2 separate regions of the Homo sapiens genome follow, and region 2 is linked to region 1. A link is an interaction called in ENCODE POLR2A ChIA-PET data of the cell type or tissue named here. Cell type or tissue: GM12878. All regions are shown on one strand. Each heading gives the region's core, and the rest is flanking DNA. Links, peaks and the distances in the headings are about the cores only.

Region 1 (5,708 bases), core at 267-5,266:
AAGAGTGAGACTCTGCTGAAAGAGAGAAGAAAGAGAGAGAGAGAGAAAGAGAAAGAAAGAAAGAAGGAAAGAAAGAAAGGAAAAGAAAGAAAGAAAAAGAAAGAGAAAGAAAGAAAGAAAGAAAGAAAGAAAGAAAGAAAGAAAGAAAGAAAGAGAAAGAGAAAGAAAGAAGGAAGCAAGGAAGAAGGGAGGGAGGGAGGGAGCGAGAGAAACTAAAGATAACCTCCTAACAGATCCCTGAGTTGTTTTTCAGAAACATGGATGCCCAGCAAATGAATCCACTGGCACCTAGACCTCAGGTTAGGGGGAACTGAGGACTCAACTCTGACTGCCATTTTTTTTTTCTGAAGTTCTTTCTGGGGGGCCTGGAGGAAGTCACGCCCATGAGCCAGAGATAACATTCTTTTCTCCTGACCCCAAATTTTTAGACAAACCTTTTCCATCTTAACCAATTGCAAATCAGAAAATCTTTGAATCTCTGACCTGTAACCTGCCCCATGCCCCACCACCCACTTTGAGATGTCCCGCCTTTTTAGGTCAAACCAGCATATAGCCTCCATGTATTGATTTATGACTTTGCCTGTAACCTCTGCCTCTGCCTTTAAAAACTCTTGCCAAGGTGGATGTATCACCTGAGGTCAGGAGTTCGAGACGAGCCTGGCCAACATGGCAAAACCCCGTGTCTACTAAAAATACAAAATTTAGCCGGGCTTGGTGGCGGGAGCCTGTAATCCCAGCTACTCGGGAGGCTGAGGAAGGAGAATTGCTTGAACCTGGGAGACGGAGATTGCAGTGAGCCAAGATCATGCCACTGCACTCCAGCCTGGGCAGCAGACCAAGACTCCATCTCAAAAACTAAATAAATATAAAAACCCTTACTTGCAAGCCATTGGGGAGGTCAGGTCTTAAGTATGAGGTGCCTGATTCTTCTTGCTTGGTGCCCTGCAAAGATAAATACCGTTCTTCCTCCTATTGCAAACTGCAGAGTGAATGTTTGGCTTTACCGAGCCAGGTGTGCAGACCCCAGTTCAGTCCTGTACCAGGCACAGGTCCCTGCCCTCATGGAGCTGCAACTGCCAATGATCTGTTGCAGTGCCCAAAACAGACTTACCCAGAGGCAGGTTCTGGGCAATGCAAAAACACCAATCTCATTCTTTTATTGCTAGGTTTTTTTTTTCCTAAGCCAATACTATTAGTTTGGTTACATATCTTATTCACTAGGCTTGTTATCAAATTACTTATGTTACTTTTTAAAAATTAACCTGTTCTCAGCCAGATGTGGTGGCTAACACCTGTAAATCCAGCACTTTGGGAAGCCAAGGCAGGATGATCATTTTAGCTCAGGAATTCAAGACCAGTCTGGGCAACATGGCAAAACTCCATCACTACTAAAAATACAAAAATTAGCCGGGTGTGGTGGCACATGCCTGTAATTCCAGCTATTCAGGAGGCTGAGGCAGGAGAATCGCTTGAATCTAGGAGGTGGAGGATGCAGTGAGCCGAGACTGCACTACTGCACTCAAGCCTGGGCGACAGAGCAAGATCCGTGATCCGTCTCAAAAAAAAAGAAAGAAAGAAATTGCAATCTGGAAGGATGGTTAGAACCATTCTTTTGAGGGCGCCATCGCTACTTAAAAACATGCATGTTGAAGTTCTGTTTAAAAACTCACATTATTTTTTAGTCCCAGGTTAAGAGTGTGGCATTACTTTACAATGAACCGCCTTCAGATGTGGCAGTGATTGCCCTTGCCCCCTATTATTCTGTCGTTGTCATTGTGAGATATTCATTTTAAACACCTAGAGAAGGGAAAATTAATCATGTTTTAAAATCAGATAAAGCATTAATGGTCATGAAATTTTAATACTGATTCTCAGTTTTTAGTTTTCACACAGATGAAACTTTCTTATTTAGAGATAAACCTAGGGAAAGATTTAATGAGTAATTGATATTAAAAAGTTGAAATCACATGTAAGCTCTAATTTTTTCACATGAAAGCAATTTTGCTTTCCACGTCTTTTTTTTTTTTTTTTTTTTTTTTTTTTTTGAGACAGAGTCTGGCTCTGTCGCCCAGGCTGGAGTGCAGTGGCGCCATCTCGGCTCACTGCAAGCTCCGCCTCCGGGGTTCACACCATTCTCCTGCCTCAGCCTCCCGAGTAGCTGGGACTACAGGCACCTGCCACCATGCCCAGCTAATTTTTTCTATTTTTAGTAGAGACGGGGTTTCACCGTGTTAGTCATGATGGTCTTGATCTCCTGACCTCATGATCCACCTGCCTCAGCCTCCCAAAGTGCTGGGATTACAGGCGTGAGCCACCACACCCAGCTCAACATCTTTTTATTTGAAAGAATTGAGCTCACATTTGTCAGATAAATTGCTGCCTAAATTATCTAAGATGATTTTCACATTCTTGTGTGGAAATCAAATTTTGCAAGGTTGTAGAATTAACTTAGAAGAGACAAAGGTGTGTTCTTTCTTTCAGGAGGGCTTGCTAATTGAAGTTGAAGCATCAGATGTCCTGAAAGCACTCAAACTCATCAGGTAACAAAAGCCCAGACAACGGAAATGAAGCAAAGCAAGTTAGTTCTTGAAATGAAACTCTGGAAATCCCAACTTGAGCAAATAAAGAGGCAGAAAAAAAAAAACCTAGAAAAAGAATAAATCACAAAATAAAAGGCACTTAGGAAGGGAATTTTTTGTTTAAGTATTTATTTAGTTTTTTCCATTATAAGCATTGCGTAGATTGTGCTATGCTTTTGAAATTGTAAAAATATGTCTGTTTGTTGTATGTCTCTTCTCTCACTACTTGAAAATGTAAAAAAGAACATTTTCTTGCCTGTATCTTACATGTGCAGGATTACAAGCTCAGATGCTTGCTGGGCCAATCCCAAAATAGGCTCTGCAAAGTGGGGGACTTTGCAGAGCCTATTTTGGGACCCTGAAAGGGTTAGCTGCCTCTGGACTCCAGATTTTTTTTTTTTTTTTTTTTTGTTGAGACAAGGTCTTGCCCTGTCACCCAGGCTGGAGTGCAGTGGCGTGAATCATGGCTCACTGCAACCTCCACCTCCAGGGCTCAAGCATTCCTCCCACCTCAGCCTCCTGAGTAGCTGGGACTACAGGCACACAGCACCACACCTGGCTAATTTTTGTATTTTTGGTAGAGACATGGTCTCACTATGTTGTCCAGGCTGGTCTCAAACTCCAGGCCTCAAATAAACCTCCTGCCTTGGCCTCCCAAAGTTTTGGGATTCCAGATGTGAGCCACTGTGTCCAGCCAGACTCCATTTTTTGCCACACAAAGTGTGGGCCCAGTGCTGCTAGACATTTGGGTATTCCAGAGAACAGTGTCCTGGTCTGGGGTCCCCCAAAAGCTGACCCTGAGACCAGGATTGGGTACAAGGATTTATTTGGGAGGTGATGGCAGGGAGCTCAGTGATGGCGTGAGGCAGTGACATGGCCACCTGCTGTCTGCCAATCTCTGAGGGGGCAGAGATAGGAAATTGCCTTATCTTTTCAAAAGAAGTATTTTGAGGTTTCAGTTATTAACAGGAAATATAGTTAAAGTTTCATAGTAACTGCTTACAGACAGTGGGAAAGATTATTATTATTATTTTTTTTTTTTTTTTGAGATGGAGTCTTGCTCTGTCGCCCAGTCTGGAGTGCAGTGGCACGATCTCAGCTCACTGCAACCTCTGCCTCCTGGGTTCAAGCAATTCCGCTGCATCTGCCTCCCAAGTAGCTGGGGCTACAGGCGCCTGCCACCATGCCTAGCTAATTCTTTGTATTTTTAGTAGAAACTGGGTTTCACCATGTTGGCCAGGATAGTCTCGATCTCCTGGCCTTGTGATCCACCCTCCTTGGCCTCCCAAAGTGCTGGGATTACAGGCATGAGCCACCGTGCCTGGCCGGAAAAATTCTTTAATTTTGAGCTGAATCCAGAGTTTTCAGTTGGCTCTTTTTCTTTTAGGCATAGAATACAGTATTCAGGAAATTATAGCATTACTACATTCTGGAATGCCTGACAAGAATAAGTTTAGGAAGGCTTGGAGGAGAAAAGGTAAATTGCTACTCTTTGGGGAAGGGGAGGAATCAAAGCATTCTGGGTAACATAAAATGAGGCACAAATAGCGAGGCAAGATTTGGGAGGGAGTGGGGAGTGGAGAAGACCAGAAAGACCCAATCACTAGTTAATTGTAAACAAACACTGTAATGTTGACTTTTTTTTTTGAGACAGAATCTCGCTCTGTCACCAGGCTGGAGTGCAGTGGTGTGATCTCGGCTCACTGCAACCTCCCCCTCCCAGGTTCAAGCGACTGTCCTGCCTCAGCCTCCAGAGTAGCTGGGATTGCAGGCACCTGCCACCACACACAACTAATTTTTGTATTTTTAGTAGAGACGAGGTTTTGCCATGTTGGCCAGGCTGGTCTCAAATTCCTGACCTCAGGTGATCCACCCACCTCAGCCTCCCAAAGTGCTGGGATTACAGGCATGAGCCACCGCGCCCCGCCTAGTGCTTTTCTTGGAACACTCTCTCCTTGGCCCCCGGACACCACTGCTGGTGTCCTTACCTGCTGCTTCTTCTCAGCCTCCTTTGCTGGCCCCTCTTGCTCTCCCTGGCCCGTCAACACTGCAGTGGCCTGGGGCTCAGCCTTCTGACCTCTTCTTTCTACACACATTCCTTATATGCTCTTGTCCAAACTAGGACTCTCTTTGTTTACATATATTTCAATGACTCCCAAATTGAGTATCTCCAGTCCAGACCTCCCTTCTGAATTCCAGACTCATAAATCCAACTGCCAGTTCAAAGTCTCCACTTGGGTTCCTCCAGGAAGCATCTCCGTTAGCATGTCTATGGAAGAGCTTTGATTCCTACCCACCCCAGCTTAGTTTGGATTCCCCCAAAGGCAGACTCTGAGACAAGGAGATCCGTAGGGAATTTGGGGGTTGGGGGAGATGGGTAGGTTGTTTGCAAAGATGGCCTTAGCATTCTTTCCTTCTTGTATGACATTTCCTTTGCAATGTGACTTTGACTTCCCTGCCACCAAGAAGTGGAATTTGTCTCTTCACCCTTTGAATCTGGCCTAGCACCTGAGCCCTGCTTTAATGAAAAGAATGCAGTAGGAGCAGCACTGTGGACCTCATGAAGCTTCGCAGCTTCCACTTTTGTCCCTTTGGAACACTGCCCAAGACTGCCATGTGAAGAATCCCAGTCTAGCCTGGTGGAGGAGGAAAGGGTATTGGGACTACATGAGCCAACCCATCTGAGGCCTTTTAAATCAGCCAGCTGACAGCTAGTGTCTACCATCTACCATTGGAGGGCATCTTAAACCTTCCAGCCCCAGTCAAGCCACCATATTATTGTAGCCACTGAGTAAGCCCAGGCAAGACCAGCAGAAAATTTGTCACCCAGTTGAGTCCAGCCCAAATTGTTGACCCACAGAATCATGAGCAAAAATAATGGCCATTGTAAACCACTATGTTTTGGGGGTGGCTTATTATGCAGCTGAAACTAAATTATACAGGAGGTTATCCCAGGAAGCACAAGTGAGGAAATAATAGAAGTAAGACAGAGAAAGGAGGAGAGTTAATAAGGGGTGCTCTAAGGAGCAGGTTATTACTGTGGGCAGTTAAAGCTAAATCCTGCTGGATACCCTCTGAAGAGTCCTGTAGAAGCCATCTCAGAACAGTCTCTCCACGGAAAGAGAAACC
Region 2 (5,708 bases), core at 205-5,204, 570 kb after region 1:
GACAATGATAGAAAAGGGCTCACTGATGAAATTAAAGAGAATCAAGATATGTGAATATGCTAACATATTTGAGAGGCCCTGCTCATTTGCCTGAACAGGGTGTAAGAGTCTATTGAGGCCTTTAGCATGCCCCTATAAAGATGGTGCAAGACCCTGGACTCTGAACCACTCCTGTATCCAGATATTGCTTTAGAAGAGTTTCTGGTTGCCTGATGCTGACCACAGAGATAATTAAATCCTGTCTCTGAAATGTTGGTTCTCTTCCTGCGGACCATTCATGTCATGTAGTCATTAAATCATTTAAAAGGACATAAGCTGGGACTTCATGAAACCTACAGAGTGGGTTGTATAAAATGTTCTGTGCCTAATGGTCCATGAATACTGGCTTAATAAATGTCTTTGAGTGGGGCAGAATTTTGCCTGGGGCCTTCTTTTATTACAAGTTGATAGCAATGTAGGAAATGAGCAGCTTAATCTTACCCACTACCAAACATCTTGAGCTACTGCCATAAACTGAAAGTAACAGGCTAGTTCCCAAAAATGAAACAATGGAGGAGCCAAAACAAAGCTGGAGGCATCACATTACCTGACTTTATACTACAAAGTTGTAGTAACCAAAACAACGTGGGACTGGTATAAAATCAGACCCACAGACCAATGGAAACCAAATAGAGAACCCAGAAATAAACGCACACATTTACAGTCAAGTCATTTTTTTGTTGTTGTTTTGTTTTTGTTTTTGAGACGGAGTCTAACTCTGATGCCAGGCTTGAGTGCAGTGGTGCGATCTCGGCTCACTGCAATGTCTGCCTCCCAGGTTCAAGCAATTCTTCTGCCTCAGCCTCCTGAGTAGCTGGGACTACAGGCGTGTGCCACCACACCCAGCTAATTTTTGTATTCTTAGTAGAGATGGGGTTTCACCATGTTGGTCAGGATGGTCTCAATCTCTTGACTTTGTGAGCCACCGCGCCTGACCCAGTCAACTCATTTTTGACAAAGGCACCAAGAACATAAATTAGGGAAAGGACACCTTTTTAATAAATGATGTTAGGAAAATGATAATCATATGCAGAGGAATGAAACTAGACCCCTATTTCTCACCATATACAAGAATCAAATAAAAAATGGATCAGGCCAGGCGTGGTGGCTCATGCTTGTAATCCCAGCACTTTGGGAGGCCAAGCCAGGTGGATCACCTGAGGTCAGGAGTTCGAGACCAGCCTGGCCAAAATGGCAAAACTCCGTCTCTACTAAAAATACAAAAATGAGCTGGGCATGGAGGCACGCGCCTGTAATCCCAGCTACTCAGGAGGCTGAGGCAGGAGAACCACCTGAACCCGGGAGGTGGAGGTTGCAGTGAGCCAAGATTGTGCTACTGCACTCCAGCCTGGGTGACACAGTGAGACTCTGTCTCAAAAAAAAAAAAAAAAAAAAAAAAAAAAAGGATCAAAGACCTAAATGTAAGACATGAAACTACTAGAAGAAAACATTGGAGAAATGCTTCAGGGACAATAGGCTGGGCTAAGATTTCTTGAGTAAGACCTCAACAGCACAGGTAACCAAAGCAAAAACTGACAAATGTCATTAGATCAAGCTAAAAAGCTTCTGCACAGCAGATAAAACAATCAACAAGGTGAAGAGACAACTTATAAGATGGGAGAAAATACTTGAAAACTACTCATCTGGTGAAGAATTAATAACCAAAATATAGAAAGAACTCAAACAACTCAATAACAAAAAAAAAATCTGATTTAAAAATATGTAAAAGATCTGAATAGACATTTCTCAAAAGAAGACATAAAAATGGCTAACAGGTATATGAAAAAATGCTCAACATCACTAAGCATTAGGGAAATGCAAATCAAAACCAGAATGAGATATCCCAGTTAAAATGATTATTGTTAAAAAAACAGAAAATAGCAAAAGTTGTCAAGGGTGCAGAGAAAGGGGAATGCTCATACACTGTTGGTGGGAATATAAATTAGTATATCCACTATGGAAAACAGTATGGAGGGTTGTCAAAAAACTAAAAATAGAACTACCATATGATCCAGCAATCATCCTTCTGGGTATATACTCAAAAGAAAGGGCTGGGCATGGTGGCTCATGTCTGTAATCCCAGCACTTTGGGAGGTGAAGGCAGAAGAATCACTTGAGTCCAAGAGTTCAAGACTAGCCTGGGCAATATGGTAAGACCCTGTCTCTACAAAATTTTTTAAAGAAATTAGCCTGGTGTGGTGGCATGCACCTGTAGTCCTAGCTACTTGGGAAACTGAGGTGGGAGGATCATTTGATCCTGGGAGCTTAAGGCTGTAGTGAGCCATGATCGTGCCACTGCACTCCTGCTTGGGTGGCAAAGCAAGACCCTGTCTCAAAAAAGAGAAATAAAGAAAGGAAATCAGTATATCAAAGAGATATCTCCACCCCCACATTTATTGCAGCACTATTTACAATAGCCAAGATATGGAATCAACATTAAGTGTCTATCAACAGATGAATGAATAAAGAAAAGGTTTTATACACACAATGGAATATTATTCTACCGTAAAACAGAATGAAATCCTGTTATTTGCAACAACATGGATGGAACTGGAAGACATTATGTTAAGTGAAACAGGCCAGGCATGGAAAGACAAATGTCTTATGTTCTAACTCATATGTGGGAGCTAAAATAATCTACCTCATGGAGGTAGAGAGTAGAATGGCGGTTACCAGAGGCTAGAAGGGCAATGGAGAGGGGAAGATAAAAAGGGGATGGTTAATGGGCACAAAAATACGGTTAGATAGGCTGGGCATGGTGGCTCACACCTATAATCCCAGCACTTGGGGAGGCCGAGGTGGGTGGATCACCTGAGGTCAGGAGTTCAACACCAGCCTGCCCAACATGGTGAAACCCCATCTCTACTAAAAATACAAAAAATTAGCTGGGCATGGTGGCATACACGTGTAATCTCAGCTACTCAGGAGGCTGAGGCAGGAAAATTACTTGAACCCAGGAGGTGGAGGTTGCAGTGAGCCAAGATCATGCCATTGCACTCCAGACCGGGCAACAGAGCAAGACTCCATCTTAAGAAAAATACAGTTAGATAGAAGAAATAAGATCTGGTGTTTGGTAGCACAATAGGGCAACTATAGCTATCAATAATCTATTGTATATTTCAAAATAGCTAGAAGAGTAGATTTAGAATGTTCCCAACACAAATGATAAATGTTTGTGGAGGTGGATATCCCAGTTACCCAGGTTTGATCATTACACATTGCATGCTTCTATCACATGTACCCCTGATATAGTTTGGCTCTGTGTCCCCATCCAAATCTCACATCAAATTGTAATCCCCATGTGATTACGAGGGGAGGGAGGTGATTGGATCATGGGGGCAGTTTTCCCCATGCTGTTCTCATGATAGTGAGTTTGTTCTCATGAGATGTGATAGTTTTATAAGGGGCTCTTCCCCGCTTTGCTTACTTCTCTCTCTCCTGCTGCCTTGTGAAGAAGGTGCCGGCTTCTCCTTCCGCCATGATTGTAAGTTTCCTGAGGCCTCCCCACCATGCAGAACTGTGAGTCAATTAAGCCTCTTTCCTTTATAAATTGCCCAGTCTCAGGTATTTCCTTATAGCAGTGTGAGAATAGATTAATACAACACCATAATATGTACAACTATTTTTTTGAGACAGGGTCTCACTGTGTCACCCAGGCTGGAGTGCATTGGCATGATCACAGCTCACTGCAGCCCTGACCCCCAACCCATGTCAGCCTCCCACATCAAGTGATCTTCCCACGTCAGCCTCCCAAGTAGCTGGGACCACAGGTGCATGCCACAACACCTGGCTAATGTTTTATATATTTTTTGTAGAGATGGGGTTTCACTATGCTGTACAAGCTGATCTCAAACTCCTGGCTTCAAGTAATCCTCCTGCCTTGGCTTACCAAAGTGCTGGGATTACAGGTGTGAGCCACCATGCCTAGCCTGTACAACTATTATGTGTCCATAATAATTAAAAATAAAAAGTTTTTGAAAGAAAGAAAATAGAACATGGAGGAGCCAGCCTCAGAGATGAGAACTGATTCCTGAAGGCCCCAGGAATACATGACTAACTCTGCTTCTGTAGGGGAGTAAAAAATGGCTTTCCTATAGCCTTCTAGGTTCCTTGGCTGGGCTATGAATTAAGTTAATGTAAGACTAATGAACAGGGGAAAAGCCATATTTAATTACCTATGCATGCATGGGAGTCTTACAAAATATGAGACTTGAAGAAGAGGCATATGACTGAAGCTTAGAGCATCCTGAGATACAGAAAGCAATGGGGGCTTGGGGCTTCTGGGAGGTGGCGGCCACACAAGTTATGGAAGGGTGAGGGGAGGAAATGTGTGGTGAATAAAGGTCTTCTTGTTATGCAGATAAAAGTCTCCCAGGTAACAAGGTCGGGAGCAGCCCTTAGGAGAATAGGTGGTTTCTGTCTAGGCCTAGTGTCCACCTCCAGGCTCTCTCCTGTGATCCCAGTTAATCTCCCCTGGTGGATGAGATTCCTGCAAAGGAGATTCAGGACAATTGAGTTCCATTTGGAGGAAGGTCTTTAGGCAGCTAATGGGAGCTCAGAAAAAGCCTCTGTCTGCATCCACTGTTCCCCATGTGCCCTTGGTTCAAAGCAATCAGCACACCAAAGTGTGATATTTTGGGGTGGCATTTCTTGGACTCCTTCAACTTCATCCTCCAAGCCAGACTTTTCAACAGGAAAGTCATCTGGGTGTCTACATACTGGTTGTCATTGTATTCATATTTTATCGTTCCTCTTCTATCTAGTTGTCCCCAATTGTTGGCAGGAAATTTATTTTTTATTACTTCTCTTCCTGTATTTTGACTGGAAACTGGTGTTTTCTGACAACACAGCACACAGGCAGCTGGGTTTTGTGGCACTGAGCACATAACAAAAGGGTCATGGGCTTTTGGCTTTATTTCCTGAAAGTTGGTGCTAGTGCCCGCATTTGATGTTTCTAGCCTATGAAACACATCAGGTGTCCCAGGAGGAGATGCCAGCTCAGCTGCCATAGGTACAGAGACAAGTATGGGGCAGTGGCAGGAAAGTCTGAAGCAAGAACAGGACTGTGGCCTGGGCAAGCCCTTCCTTTGGGGTCTGAGCCCCAGGGGAGTTATCTAAACCTAAATGCAGGCCTGCAGGAGTGTAGCCTGTAGGACTTGCATACAGGGCTCTGCAGATTGAATGGGGATCAAGGTCGCCAGTGTCTCCAAGGCACAGAACTACTAAACAGCTTGTCATCATAACATAGTAGTAGAGGCAGGTGGTGGGCCTTCAGTGAAGCCACAGGGAAACATAGCAGGAGCCCATCAGCACAGCCTGTGCCAGCAGCCTGGGGGACCTTCTTGGAAAATGTTTATTTATTTATTTATCTTTTACCAGAAAGATTACTATGAAACACAAAGAAAATTATTCATGAAAATATACAGGAAATCAATTATTTCAAATAAAATACTACTACGAGCCATAGGTTCTGCATGTTTGGAATCTAAATCCTGGAATTGTCTGTTGCTGTTCACCTGTCTCATTTTTGCTCTCCAGTTACCCTTAAGACTGGTGCTGATTTAAATATTCAGGGAGGGTGGGTATCTAAGAGGGTCTGTCCATTTGGAAAAGGCAGCAAAGACTATCCTCTCACCCACTGCCCTAACCTGTGGATTATGTTGTGAGGG

What was found. ChIA-PET counts read pairs that join two places held together with the same protein. Peaks named below come from ENCODE experiments on the same cell type or tissue, not always from the same donor. Only the 100,000 strongest peaks of a DNase experiment are listed, where the experiment ranks them.
Region 2: POLR2A ChIA-PET joins it to region 1 with 6 read pairs; 2 of 35 experiments call an interaction of 5 or more read pairs at or near these places.

Annotation. Positions count from the first base shown.
Region 1 is chr2:61,804,666-61,810,373 of GRCh38, forward strand. It overlaps a transcript of FAM161A not described here. Among named protein-coding and RNA genes, the nearest start is that of FAM161A, 47 kb to the right of the region's middle. In GM12878, for the core only: no CTCF peak of the experiment used is centred there; a DNase peak (open chromatin) is centred at 2,506; H3K4me3 peaks cover 309 bases; H3K27ac peaks cover 1,122 bases.
Region 2 is chr2:62,374,862-62,380,569 of GRCh38, forward strand. No RefSeq gene overlaps it. Among named protein-coding and RNA genes, the nearest start is that of TMEM17, 130 kb to the right of the region's middle. In GM12878, for the core only: no CTCF peak of the experiment used is centred there; no DNase peak of the experiment used is centred there.